2 separate regions of the Homo sapiens genome follow, and region 2 is linked to region 1. The links are chromatin contacts, found by Hi-C or POLR2A ChIA-PET in ENCODE. All regions are on one chromosome and are shown on one strand. The core of a region is the stretch at or near the end of the contact, and the rest is flanking DNA. Distances in the headings are between cores, read along the strand shown.

Evidence for each region. A loop is a pair of places that touch in the nucleus more often than their neighbours do. ChIA-PET counts read pairs that join two places held with the same protein, here RNA polymerase II (POLR2A). Pooled maps may share reads with other maps.
Region 2: a loop to region 1 is called in a map of B cell, with 2.1 times the contacts of the local background. The contact joins two enhancer-like sites. A Hi-C loop is called at or near these places in 9 of 168 maps with a recorded cell type or tissue (B cell, CD4-positive, alpha-beta T cell, IMR-90 and 6 more), 4 of 37 single-sample maps with no recorded cell type and 2 of 50 pooled maps. POLR2A ChIA-PET finds 5 or more read pairs at or near these places in 17 of 52 experiments (A549, CD4-positive, alpha-beta T cell, GM12878 and 13 more).

What each region holds. Positions count from the first base shown.
Region 1 is chr7:77,756,938-77,763,262 of GRCh38, reverse strand. All of the region lies in intron 3 of RSBN1L (round spermatid basic protein 1 like), which reads right to left. Among named protein-coding and RNA genes, the nearest start is that of TMEM60, 38 kb to the left of the region's middle. Within about 2 kb of position 3,767, at least 5 of the 41 ENCODE cell types and tissues checked have a DNase peak (open chromatin) inside an H3K27ac peak, as active enhancers do.
Region 2 is chr7:77,717,135-77,724,269 of GRCh38, reverse strand. All of the region lies in intron 1 of RSBN1L (round spermatid basic protein 1 like), which reads right to left. Among named protein-coding and RNA genes, the nearest start is that of RSBN1L, 24 kb to the right of the region's middle. Within about 2 kb of position 3,314, at least 2 of the 41 ENCODE cell types and tissues checked have a DNase peak (open chromatin) inside an H3K27ac peak, as active enhancers do.

The DNA.
Region 1 (6,325 bases), core at 2,518-5,017:
ACGAAACTGTAATCCCAGCTACCCAGAAGGCAGAGGCAAGAGGATCACTTGAGCCCAGGAGTTCAAGATCTGCCTGAGCAACACAGCGAGACCAAAAAAAAAAAAAAAAAAAAGTCAAATTATATATATTTCCACCTCATACAAATAAGTACATTTTCTGTGCATAAATTTCCTTATCTTGTTTAAATTAGATACCTACAACATTTAGTTCTAACAAAGCCATAATCAAGTCCTTGCCACTGAGTTGGTTCATTCTATGACATCACAGTACCAACAATGATCACCTAAATAATTTGGGCAGTTTATCTTGTGCGGAGGGGATGACTGTTAGGAAAGAATTTTCATTAAGTGAATTCTTCTAAAATACGAAGCACAACTAAACTTTCAATTTATCTAGTAGTTTTAAAAAGTCATATTATACATGAAATAAAACCAAAAAACTATAACATTATTAAATTATAGAGAGTAGGAGATAATATAATAATCAGAAAACCGGAACCAATTGTTAACACAGTCCTTGTAGAGTAAAATTTATGTATTTAAATGTGAGTAAAAACATGTATCATTGAGTAACAGGAAAAAATTGGGTAAAACTTGGGTGGTAATATTACAGACACATCATATGTTGTGTCATGACTCAAGAACTTTATTTACTAATTTTGCTTTGACCAGATGTTGCTATTTCAGGTTAGAATAATTATTTCATTGACTGAAGAAGTATTACTGACCTAGCCATCTCATTTCTTTCAAATTATACATTTACATTAATTTCCAAGTTTACAAATAATGCTTTTTATTTCAAAATAAAACAAAACACGTCTAAATTAGTATAGACCTAAACATTAAAATGTTTAACATAATAGACTGAATAAATCAAAAACCGATTTTTCCCCCATTCTCTGTCTAGTTTGGGCACTACCTAAGAAGAGGCTTTATCTTTTGCTGATTATTTTTAAGTATGGTCCTATTAAAATTCATAACTATTTCAAAGGATTTTTTAGAGACCCTGAATTTTTAAAGTAAAGTAATACAGACTCTACTCCGATTATATTGCTAAATATCTTAATTGAATTTTTAGTTAGTTCTTCCCACCTCATGCCAAAATACATATAAAACATATAGATATGTAAAATTCACTTTCACACATAACTTATTATAACAAAAGTATAAGTCTCTCCCTTGTAACCAGAATGTACAGGTAGATGCCATTTGCCCACTAATAAAACCAAAAATAAATCCTATTAGGAAATTGGCCTTTATAAAAACTGCTTAGCTCTCACATGTTTAAAACAAAACGGCAATGATCTTCCAAAACCTTTATTCTCCAACAGTAAAGATAAAATGATGATCACCCACCTGAATAAACATATTTAAACTTAGACCAAATTTAAAAAATTAAATTGAAGTCATCAAAATCTTAATCTGTAAAAGTATTAAATTTTAAAATATATTGTAATATAACCTTTAACTATATATCATTTCATACAAATTTCTAGTTTAATAACACAATATTTCAAATCCATCAGTTGTAACCATTAACTTAAATGTTATAAACATGGCAAGTTACACACAACAATGTTTCCAATTTAAAAAGTATATACTGCTTGATAAAATACATGATGGTACTTAAGTTGTTAAAATAAAATGTAAGAATAAAATCCACACGCTTTTCACAAAAATGTAAATACTTCTTGATTTTGGTGACACCTCTTTTGTTGCAAAACTATATACCAAATATGCAGAATTCACCTATTACAAAAAAATCAAGCCTCATTTCTCTAAAAATCACCTATCCAGACTATGCCAGACTGCGAAGAACTCAAGGGCGGTGAGGTGGAAGAGGTAACAGATAAGGATTAAAAGAATCTCTAAATAATCACAGTAAATGTCACAAAGACCATGGCTCATAAAAGTTCTTCTTCTTACCTATCAGTTCCTATATTAGGCACAATCGTAACTACTCTCTAAAATCATAAAGGACAAGAAACCACATATTTAGAAGGGGAAGGAAGGAAAAAGGGTAAGCACAGCTGCAGCTGCCCTAAGGCATCAGTATTGTATCATAATGACAAACCAATACTGAAAATAAAGTGACATTATGTTGCATATGTTCAGCAATGAAGATATTTTTATAAAATCTTAATACTTAAAACTACGTTTCCATTAACTAAAAAAATAGCCTATCTGGAAAACCTCACATCCTGATGACGCTCAATGTGAGCTTACTATATTTGCTTTTATTCACTCCAGTAAACATTAATCAAACCAGTTTTCTGGTGTAGTTAAAAAATTAACCTGAAAAAAAGTCAAAACATGTCACTGCTTTAAAATATACGCCAGGCGTCACGCCTGTAATCCCAGCATTTTGGGAGGCCAAGGCGGGAGGATCATTTGAGATCAAGAGTTTGATACCAGCCTGGCCAACATGACAAAACCCCGTCTCTACTAAAAATACAAAAATTAGCCAGGCATGGTGGCAGGTGCCTGTAATCCCAGCTACTCAGGAGGCTGAGTGAGGCACGAGAATGCTTGAACCCAGGAGGCGGAGGTTGCAGCCAGCGAGATCGCACCACTGCACTCCAGCCTGGGTGATAAAAGTGAAACTCAGTCTCAAAAAATAAGTTAACTAAATAAAAAATAATAATAGAATATACTTGCTTTCTAAAAAAAGAAATGCACTGAATTACAAAGATTATACATATAGTTCCTCTTGATTTAGGTATATAGATGTGTCAGAACACAATAAAAGACAGGCATGATAATTATGTATTTGTGGAAAAGCTTATATTTAAATAGTGGCCTTCAGAAGAAATATAACATATTTAATCTAAATCTCCTCCCCCTCCCCACAAAACCCCATGACCATCATGGCCACATTTTCACTTTTCCCCTTGTATATTCTCTATAAATATTATGAAGGGAAAAAAGAAAGCAGAAGTAGGAGACCTATTGTACCCATTGCCAGTAAGTGTCAATACCAAAATCTGAGAAGCTTTGGTTAACATAAAATGAAATAATTGTTTAAACTAATATTCGACTTATATAATGTAATCTTTAAAAAAAACACTTTAGGATTCTGAGGTGGGCTTGCTACAAAGGGAAAAAAGTAGCCTATTCTTAACAGGAAATATGTTGCCAAAAACAAATCTATAAGATTTTTTACTTATTGCTGTTTTCTCTTATGTAATTACGAAAACTGCTGCAAGGGGGAAAAGGCAAATATAGTAATAACAAGTAATTTTTTAAAAAACCCCAAAGAACGACTCACTTGAAACAACCTGCTGTTTCCCAAAACATGTTCCCTGAAGAGAGAGCTCTACAGTCCACTAAGTTTGGAAAACCCTTCTTGTTTAGGAGGCTCACCACGCACACTGGCTATTAAAGTTTCTGAGGAGTCTCACTGCAAACAAATATTACTTATTTGGTCCAGCATTACACTATTTTGGACTTCAAAACCTGTTTTTTTTGTACTTGTTTTAGTATACCTATCAACATTCCAAGATATTAAAAGTTCCTCAGAATACCTTCATAGTGATCCACCATAAATATGGAGATACAGATATTTTTAGCTTGTATCAGCACCAATGTGAAGAAAATACAAAAACAGGATCATTATTAGAGCCAAAGAATTGAGGGGGGTGGGAGCAGAAGCTGTTGATTCAATTCTGCTGAGGTTTTTTTTAGCGGGTGGGGAGGAGAGTCCCTTATTTTTAAAAACAAGGCCTGCTCAGGACATTCTGAGGCAATCTAAACATGTCATAAATGACTGTGCCACAAGGGGGAGCCATTATCCATCACTTCTGGCAGATGGTTTCTAATCAAAATAGGCAATATTTAACCAACATTTTATTTCAAAAATACCCATATAACGGCAACTAAAATAAGAACGAAAGTATTATCCATTTTAAAATTAGTAAAATAAAGGGGGAAAGCTTTTTGATTATTATTAGAGCATCTGGTCCCTGACACGATATTTTGTATAGATCAGTTCTTAAGTATTTGGGGAGCATGGGGCAGGCACAATTGGTCAAAATGAAAATTTAGTACAAAGGCAAGCAATGTTTCAAAGATGAAACATCAAATTGCTTTTAGTAGCCTAACACAGTGAATGGCCCCAGCACAAATTCAACAAATGCTAGTGTTCTGCCCCAACTCTACAGTGAAGCAGGTCTAACAGTCAGATCAGATTTAATAAGTTTCATTATTAAAATAATAGACTTTTAATCATCAGTTAACACTTTGACATAAGTTACCTGAGAAATAACTTAGAACCACAATACAATAAAAATAAGATTTAGAGTTTGGAAGTGGAGGAAGGGTGGTTAGAAAACAACTACTCCAGTTTTCACATTCTCACAGTTCTTAGTACAGGGTTCCAGAGTATGTACACTGATTAAACATAGTGACAAGACAGAAATCTAATTTATTTCTTGACAGAGAAAATTCCTATTTTATTTGCCTTTTTCTATCCCTACGGTAGAACACAGGAGCACAATAAATGTCTGAGTGAATATTTGAATGAAATACAGATGCTAGAAAACCTAAAACGAACGTGGTCAACTGCAAATGGCCCCAAATTCTTCCCAGGCCTGTATGCTCACTCCTGTGCAATGTGATTTTGCCACTCCTGTCATCAAGAAGTGGAGTCTATTAATGCGCACACACAAAAAAAGAAAGAATGAATAAAGCCTACGATTTCACTGCACAACAGGGTGACTATAGTCAGTAATAATTGCACATTTTAACTAAAAGAGTGTTGTTAACTGGATTGTTTGTAACTCAAAGGATAAATGCTTGTGGAGATGGACACCTCATTCTCCATGATGCACTTATTTCATATTGCATGCTTGTATCAAGACATCTTATGTACCCCATAAATATATACATCTACTATGTACCCACAAATATTAAAAATTTAAAGGATTTTTTAAATAGGCCGAGCACTTTGGGAGGCCAAGGTGGCACATGCCTAATCCCAGCTATTTGGGTGACTGAGGCACAAGAATCACTTGAACCTGGGAAGTTGCAGTGAGCCGAGATCGCACCACTGCACTCCATCCTGGACAATGACCTGTTAAAATATATATAATTCACAACTTCTACCATCATATAAGAAAATACAAAACACATATAACATTACTATATATACTCTTTTATCGATTAAAAACAGTGCTACTTAATTACCTAGAGGATAGCATTATCATGAATTTCTTTCTTTTTTTTTGAGATGGAGTCTCACTCTGTCGTCCAGGCTGGAGTACAGTGAGACTCTGTCACAAGAAAAAAAATTAAAGTAAAATGAATAAATAACCTAAAAGAAGTGGAGTCTATTTTTCCACACGAATCTGGGTTTCACCATGTGACTTCCCTTTGTCAATGGGACATTAGCAAACACAACACAAGCAGAAGCTTGTACACTGGGGCTTACCCTCTTTCTACTCAATGGAACCCTGTAACCACCACCATGCAAATGAGCCCAGGCTAACCTGTGGGATGATGAGAAAAATGTGGCCATCAACCCAGCTAACATACATCAACCACCAACCATATAAGTGAGGTGTCCCAAGACCCAACTGGTCTGCCAATCATCAGACATAAGAATGAAGCCATATAGCCCCAGCTAAGTTAGCAGAGACCACAAGAACTGTCCAGCAAGCCCAAAGAACTGTGATAAATGAAACCTTTTTTCAAGTCACTAAGTTTTGAGGCTTTTGTTTATACATTTAATACAGCAAAAGCTAACAGATATGGACAGGTTACAAACTTTGGGAAAAGTCCATGCATATGTTTCTATCCTCAAACGGACTTTCATGATACAGTTTCCTAATATATCACTAACCTCAGGGCCACAGCATTAGAGAAATGACATGACCTGTTAAAATATATATAATACCACATGGTCTTCAAACCTTTCAGGCAACCTGCAAGGATACAGATGAAGATGGAAAACAGAATTATACAAGTAAAAAGAATTCCAAAACCGAAGACAAAAGAACAGGGATGTTTTAATCCTTTGTCAGTGTTGTGTATATGTGTTTAATAAAGTTGAACAGATGTAAAAATGAGTATTTGTGAAAGCTACAAGATACTATTACAGAGATAAACACTATCACTACAAAAATCATAGAAACAGCTACATAATTTGTCATCTTTTAGTTTCTACAGAATTTAAAGCAAATTATTTTGGTTGCCCTGATTGTAATTTAAGAACAATAACAAAAACAGAAAACTAGGCTCATGAGGATACAAATTCATCATGAACTTGGTTTGGGTTCCACAGCTATTGGTGGTCAGTACCATCAGGTTGCACAACCTAGGGACTGCC
Region 2 (7,135 bases), core at 2,065-4,564, 39 kb after region 1:
ATTCAAAGTAAAACACTGAATATATAACATAATATGTACTCACATAAACACATTAAAAAAAGTTTCCAAAGGTCTCCCTCCATTAAAACTGTTCAAGTGCTGTTCTACCTCACTTGATATATATTATCTCGATGTTATGCTATAGTTAATCAAGAGGAGAAAAAAAGGAGAAAATTAGAAATAATTATAAGCTGGTGCAAAGGCTCATTCATGCCTGTAATCCTAGCACTTTGGGAGGCCAAGGTGGGAGGATAGCTTGAGCCCAGAAATTCAAGACCAGCCTGGGCAACACAGAGAGATCCTGTCCCTATTAAAAAAAAAAAAATTTTTTTTTTGAGACAGAGTTTCACTCTTGTGTCCCAGGCTGGAGTGCAGTGGCGTGATCTCAGCTCCCTGCAACCTCCGCCTCCCAGGTTAAAGCAGTTCTCTTGCCTCGGCCACCCGAGTAGCTGGGATTACAGGCATGCTCCACCATGTCCAGCTAATTTTTGTATTTTTAGTAGATACTGGGTTTCACCATGCTGGCCAGGCTGGTCTTGAACTCCTAACCTTGTGATCCTCCCACCTCGGCCTCCCAAAGTGCTAGGATTACAGGTGTGAGCCACCACGCCCAGCCAAAAAAATTCTTTTTAAATTAACTGGGCATGGTGGTACATGCCTGCAGTCCCAGCTACTTGGGTGGGTGAGGTGGGAGGATCGCTTAAACCCAGCAGGTCACGGCTGCAGTGAGCTGTGATCATGCCACTGCACTCCAGTCTGGGCAAAGAGTGAGACCCTATCTCAAAAAATTAAAATTAGAATTAAAAAATAAATTATATATGTATTCTGAATATGCATACACACATACATTATTTATTAGGCTTAACAGTTTTTAAGAAAAAGAAGCTATACTTTTACTCAACCACAGATTTTGATGTATAGGAAATTCTTTATATAGGTTCATTAATTTTTTTAAGAAATTACAGCATCATAAAAATCCACACTGGAAGTTCTTAAGAAATGTTGGCCGGGCGCAGTGGCTCACACCTGTAATCCCAGCACTTTGGGAGGCCAAGGCACGTGGATCACTTGAGGTCAGGAGTTTGAGCCCAGCCTGGCCAACATAGTGAAACCCCATCTCTACTAAAAATACAAAATTAGCCAGGCGAGGTGGCGCATGCCTGTAATCCCAGCTACTCGGAAGGCTGAGACACAAGAACCGATTGAACCAGGAGGCGGAGGTTGTGGTGAGCCGAGATTGCACCACTGTACTCCAGCCTGGGTAACAAAGCGAAACTCTGTCTCAAAAAAAAAAAAAAAAAGAAGAGAGAAAGAAATGTTAGAATTTCATACTACAGCTTTCAGTCACAATATATTGTTGCTGCACAAACATCAAACAAGCTTCACACCATCACAGTTTTGCCTGCCCTGAATATGAGCCATGAGCCATAATTCACACCATAATAACGCAGTCCATGAAATCAACTGAACTGAACGACAACAATGACATTCCCCACCTTCCCTCTCTTACATTATTCCTTCCAGGAATAATGTATGGCTAGAAATAGATGAGAGAACAAGCAGCGGCAGAAGAAGAGAAATGTAAAGAATTTGAAGCAGAAGGAAAAGCAGTTACATTACAAAATGATTACAATTACATACACTAAAATAAAAATTGAAGGAGATGAAGGATACAGTAAAAAGAAGAGAAAGGACTTCACAAACAGTAAATGGGAAAGAAGTGATTTATCACAGCCCCTCGCTAACACAGCTAATCAAAGCTAAAAAATCCAGTGGCTTCTCAGCCCTTTTTTCCGTGGACCTCACTGCAACATAACAGTATCAATTCCTTCTCAAAATTTCTCCCTAAGTTTCACTGAAACTGTACTATCCTACCTGACTCCTCCCTCATTCTCATAATCCCACCATCCAAACCTGCACATTTACCTAGGATCTCTCCTAGGCATTCCTCTCTCTTCTCTATATTGCCTCTAAAAATGCACTCACATGATGTAAACTATAACCCTGTGGCAAACTAATCTCCAAATTAATCTCCCAACCCAACCCCTCTGCCAAACTCCACATCTTCATCTCCATAATATTTAACACCAAAATATCATCTTTCTAATATAAAAAAGTTCAAGTTCTCCTTCCAATTCTCTATGTTAATGGCACATCCTCATCCAACATCCAAATACAAAAAATTTTCAGTAACACTAATAATACTTCTTTCTTCAATTTTCCCCTAACACTAAATCACTTGACCAGTTCAGTTTATACTTCGTTAAAATATTTCCATCTTTTTTTCCCTTTCCAGAGTCACCACCTAGTGTATTCTCACTAGCTTTTAAAAGAAAGGGTTTCCGTACCTATAGTTTCTTTCCTTTCCACCAAGTAAGCACAGTGACCAAAAAAGATTCCTTAAATGTATAGTTTACCATGTCACTATCTTCTGCTTAAAACGAATGAATAAACCAACTCAGCTTACCTCTGCCTATCTAAAAACAGAAAACTCCCATAATATGTCATTCAAGAATCTTCAGTTAAGACTCACCTTCTTTTAGCCTTTTCTTCAACTATTCACCCACATATATAACAAGATTCCGGATTACTTGATTCATCATTACTCAAATGTCTTACTCCAATATTTTTACTAATATATCCCTTAGCTAAAATGCGATTGCCCATCCCAATTCCTCCTGCCCAAATCCTACACATCCTGTAAGATTACGGTGAAATTTAGCTTCTTCCACTAAGCACTCCTTGATGCCCATGATCACAAATGATCATATCCTCCTCCTCCCTCTTCTATAATTTGAATTCTGATTTTTTGTATAACTGCTCAATCTGCCCTCCTGGTTTCTAAGCTCCTTTGCAATTATCATATCTTGCTCTTTGCTACCTTCTGTAGAACCTAGAATGGTGCTTTGCATATAAGTGATGCTCAATGTGAATGAAGTTTCCAGGAGGCAAAAGATTTAAGTAAAAAGAAGGAAATTACTATTGATAAGCATTTGAAGGCAATCATAGAAGACAAAAAAGCAATACACAGAAAAAAAAAAAACAAAATTACCAACAATGAGCAGTGTCTTTTACATTGCAGCTATTTATCTCTCCAATTAAATTAAAAATTATCTCAAGGCAAGAAACAGAAAGTTCTCCTCTTTGTATCTCCCTTTCTTCCACCACCACCCAAGCACAAAGCGGGCCATAAATAAGTGTTAAATCCACATAAGAAAAAAAGCAGTAGGCTGGGCACGGTGGCTCACCGCTGTAATCCCAGCACTTTGGCATGCCGAGGCAGGCAGATCACTTGAGGTCATATGACCAAAATGGTGAAACCCCATCTCTACTAAAAATACAAAATGTAGCCGGGCAAGGTCGCCCACGCCTGTAATTCCAGCTACTCAGGAGGCTGAGGGATGAGAACCTGGGAGGCTGATGCTGCAGTGAGCCAGGATCACACCACTGCACTCGAGCCTGGGTGACAGAGTGAGACTCTGTCTCAAAAAAAAAAAAAAAAAAAAGAAAAAGAAAATGAAAAAGAAAGAAACCCCAAATGTATTGTGATATAATAGAAATAATTCAGGCTTTGTAATTATACATATTAAGCTCAAATTCTAGCTCTGCCAATAACTGATCAAGTGACATGAAGCAAGTTACTTAACCGTGTTGTGCCTCAGTAATCTCATCTGTATAGATAATAACACTTGTCTTCTGCAATTTTTTTTTTAACGGAGTTTCGCTCTTGTTGCCCAGGCTGGAGTGCAATGGCACGATCTCAGCTCACCGCAACCTCTGCCTCCCGGGTTCAAGCGATTCTCTGCCTCAGCCTCCCGAGTAGCTGGGATTACGGGCATGCAGCACCACGCCCAGCTAATTTTGTATTTTTAGTAGACCCGGGGTTTCTCCATGTTGGTCAGTCTGGTCTTGAACTCCCAACCTCAGGTGATCCACCCACCTTGGCCTCCCAAAGTGCTAAGATTATAGGCACGAGCCACCACGCCCAGCCTTTTACAATTTTTATAACAAGGCAACATATGCATTATTTCCAACACTATGCACAATACCTAATTTTAAGCACTGGACAAATGTAGCTATTATTATTAAATATAAACAGAATTTTATTACAAAAGCACCCAGTAACAAAGAGTTACAAAAATACTACAATAACAATAGTCACAAGAACACACAAAGAGTAAGAGGAAAATAAAAAAGGACACATACAGCTGGGAACAGTGGCTCACACCTGCAATCCCAGCACTTTGGAGGACAAGGTGGGAGGATGGCTTGAGGCCAGGAGTTCAAGGCCAGCCTGGACAATATGGCGAGACCCTTTCTCTACGGAAAATACAATAATTAGCCAGGCACAGTGGTGCGCACCTATAGTACTGGCTACTCAGAAGGCTCAGTCAGATGGATCACTTGAGCCCAGGAGTCTGAGGCTGCAGTGAGCCATGATCACACCACTGCACTCCAACCTGAGCAACAGAGTGAGACCTTGTCTCTAAAAAAAATTTTTTTAAATACATATATACATAAAAACCATGCCAGGCATAACATGATAAAGTGGCCTGTGAAAAATTTTAGCTCAGGTTTTCCTCACTAAACTATCAGAAAAGATTGGTCTCCAGAGCAGAAATAAAAGCATTTCGTCTGTTCTCAACATATTATAAAACCAAGATATGAAGTACTAAGATATTGTAGGTGGTATCTGGTTACAGAATTAAATCACTTTAAATCACTGAATCGTGTGTCTATAGCTACTATATCAAACGTGATTGTTTCACATATATACAACCTGGGGCATTCTTAGACCTCTAAGTCCACATTATACAATTACATTATTTATTACAATTTAAATTATACTCTGTAATGCAAATGGTAAATCATATACATAGTTCTTAATGATAACAATATGTGTGGGCATATGTAACTATGGGAACCAGACTCTCGTTGTACTTGTTATATACTCTTAGTTACACTTTTTCACACAACCAATTAAAGTTCTACATTTTTTAAAAGTTGTATATTTAGCTAACATCATTAGATACACACCTACAGATGCTTTATCAATCTTAATTCAATTGGAATGTGCTCCAAGTGAAATTTTCCAAAACACACATACATTATGTGCCCTAATGTATGTGCAGTGAGAAATTGGTTCAGACTTCCAAAGCTAAGTCATAAGAAGACTTGCTGTTTCCACCTATGTCGCTGGGTGTCAAGACTCTTGGAGTCCTGAGCTGCCACGTAAGAAATCCAACTTCCTAATTAACAGACCATGTGGAATGGTCCTGAAACAACTTGGAGAAAGAGAAGGGTTCACTCAGTTCAGTATCTAGCCATACATAACACAGCAACAGGCACGTGAGTAAAGTCATCTTGGACCTTCCATACCAGACCAGCCACCAACTCAACACCAATGAGCAACTCCAGTCAACACTGCGTGAAGCAGAGGAAATCACCCAGCCAATCATGCCAGAATTTGTGATTCACAAAATCATCTGATATAATAAAATGGTTATTGTTTCAAACCACAAAATTTTAGGGCAGTTTGTTATGCATTAAGAGATAATTCAGCCTTCACAAAGTCTTATTATAGATAATGAAAAAGTTGTTTTGTTTAAGTATATACAAGACATGCACTGACTCTAGAAAAATGTTAAAGTAGAAAACTGTCTTACAAAATACACTGATGGGCCAGGTGCGGTGGCTCACACCTGTAATCTAGCACTTTGAGAGGCCGGGGCAGGCAGATTGCTTGAACCCAGGAGTTTGAGACCAGCCTGGCAAACATGATAAAACCTCATCTCTATAAAAAATACAAAAAAATTAGCCAGGTGTGGTCGTGCACTTGTAGTCCCAGTTACTCAGGAGACTGAGGTGGGAGGATCAACTGAGCCCAGAAGTTGAAGCCGTGATTGCACCAGTGCCTACCAGCCTAGGCAACAGTGAGACTCAGTCTCAAAAAACATAAAACAAAATACACTGATATATTAAAATCAAGAAGTGAAGGGCTAAAAGAAAAAAGGCTTAATATATAATGTCAGAGCTATAAACACAATCAAACGCCTTGAAATTATTTCCTCCCATAACTTCTGTGACATTGTAGAGCTCGCTTTTCCTATCTAGCTGCCATGAATATTAGTTCATATAATGTTCTCTCTCCCCACAACTCCTTTATCTCTTTGCTGAAATCCTACCATACTGCCCTTTCAAAGTTTCTCTCAAATATCTCCTCTCCTACATCTCTTCTCCCTTTCTTTTCTGAGACACAGTCTCGCTCTGTCGCCCCGACTGGAGTGCAGCAGCACGATCTCGGCTCACTGCAGCCTCCGCCTGCCAGGTTCCAGTGATTCTCCTGCCTCAGCCTCCCAAGTAGCTGAGATTACAGGCACACAGCACCACGCCCAGCTAATTTATATATTTTTTAGTAGAGACAGGGTTTCACCATGTTGGCCAGGCTGGTCTTGAACTCCTGACCTCAGGTGATCCGCCCACCTCAGCCTCCCAAAGTGCTCAGATTACAGGTGTGAGCAGCCACACCCGGGACCTTGTCCCTTTCTTAACTGCCTTAGTATCTGCCTGCCCTCACTCCACACCACAACTTTCTACTTATGGTATTTAACTTACTGCAGTATATATTATAAGTATCCTGCTACATTGTTTGGAGGCAGAAATTGTATTTATCGATTTTGCCATTTTTCTTAACACTTTGCCACAGCATTTAAGAACCAAAAATATTTATCTCTGCTAATCTCAGATTTCAAAGACAAAAACAATGCTTGAAGTACCACAAAGTATTTTACTATAATTCATTCTGTTTCTGATTACAATTGTATAGCTTCTCACTGTTATAACATTATATATCCAATTACCAATTATATGTAGAAAAACCAAAGTCTTTTTTATATACTAGTAATAATCTCACAAAAATATACTAGGAAAAACTCCCATCATAAAAATAAAAATACTAGAAGAAAACTTACAATCTGTATTAAATACCAATAAAAATCTCTAAGACGATATAAAATAATATAAGACTACGGCCAGGCACAGTGGCTGACGCCTGTAATCCCAACTTTGGGAGGTCAAGGAGAGAGGATTCCTTGAGTCCAGGCAACATGGCAAGACTATCTCTACAAAAAATAAA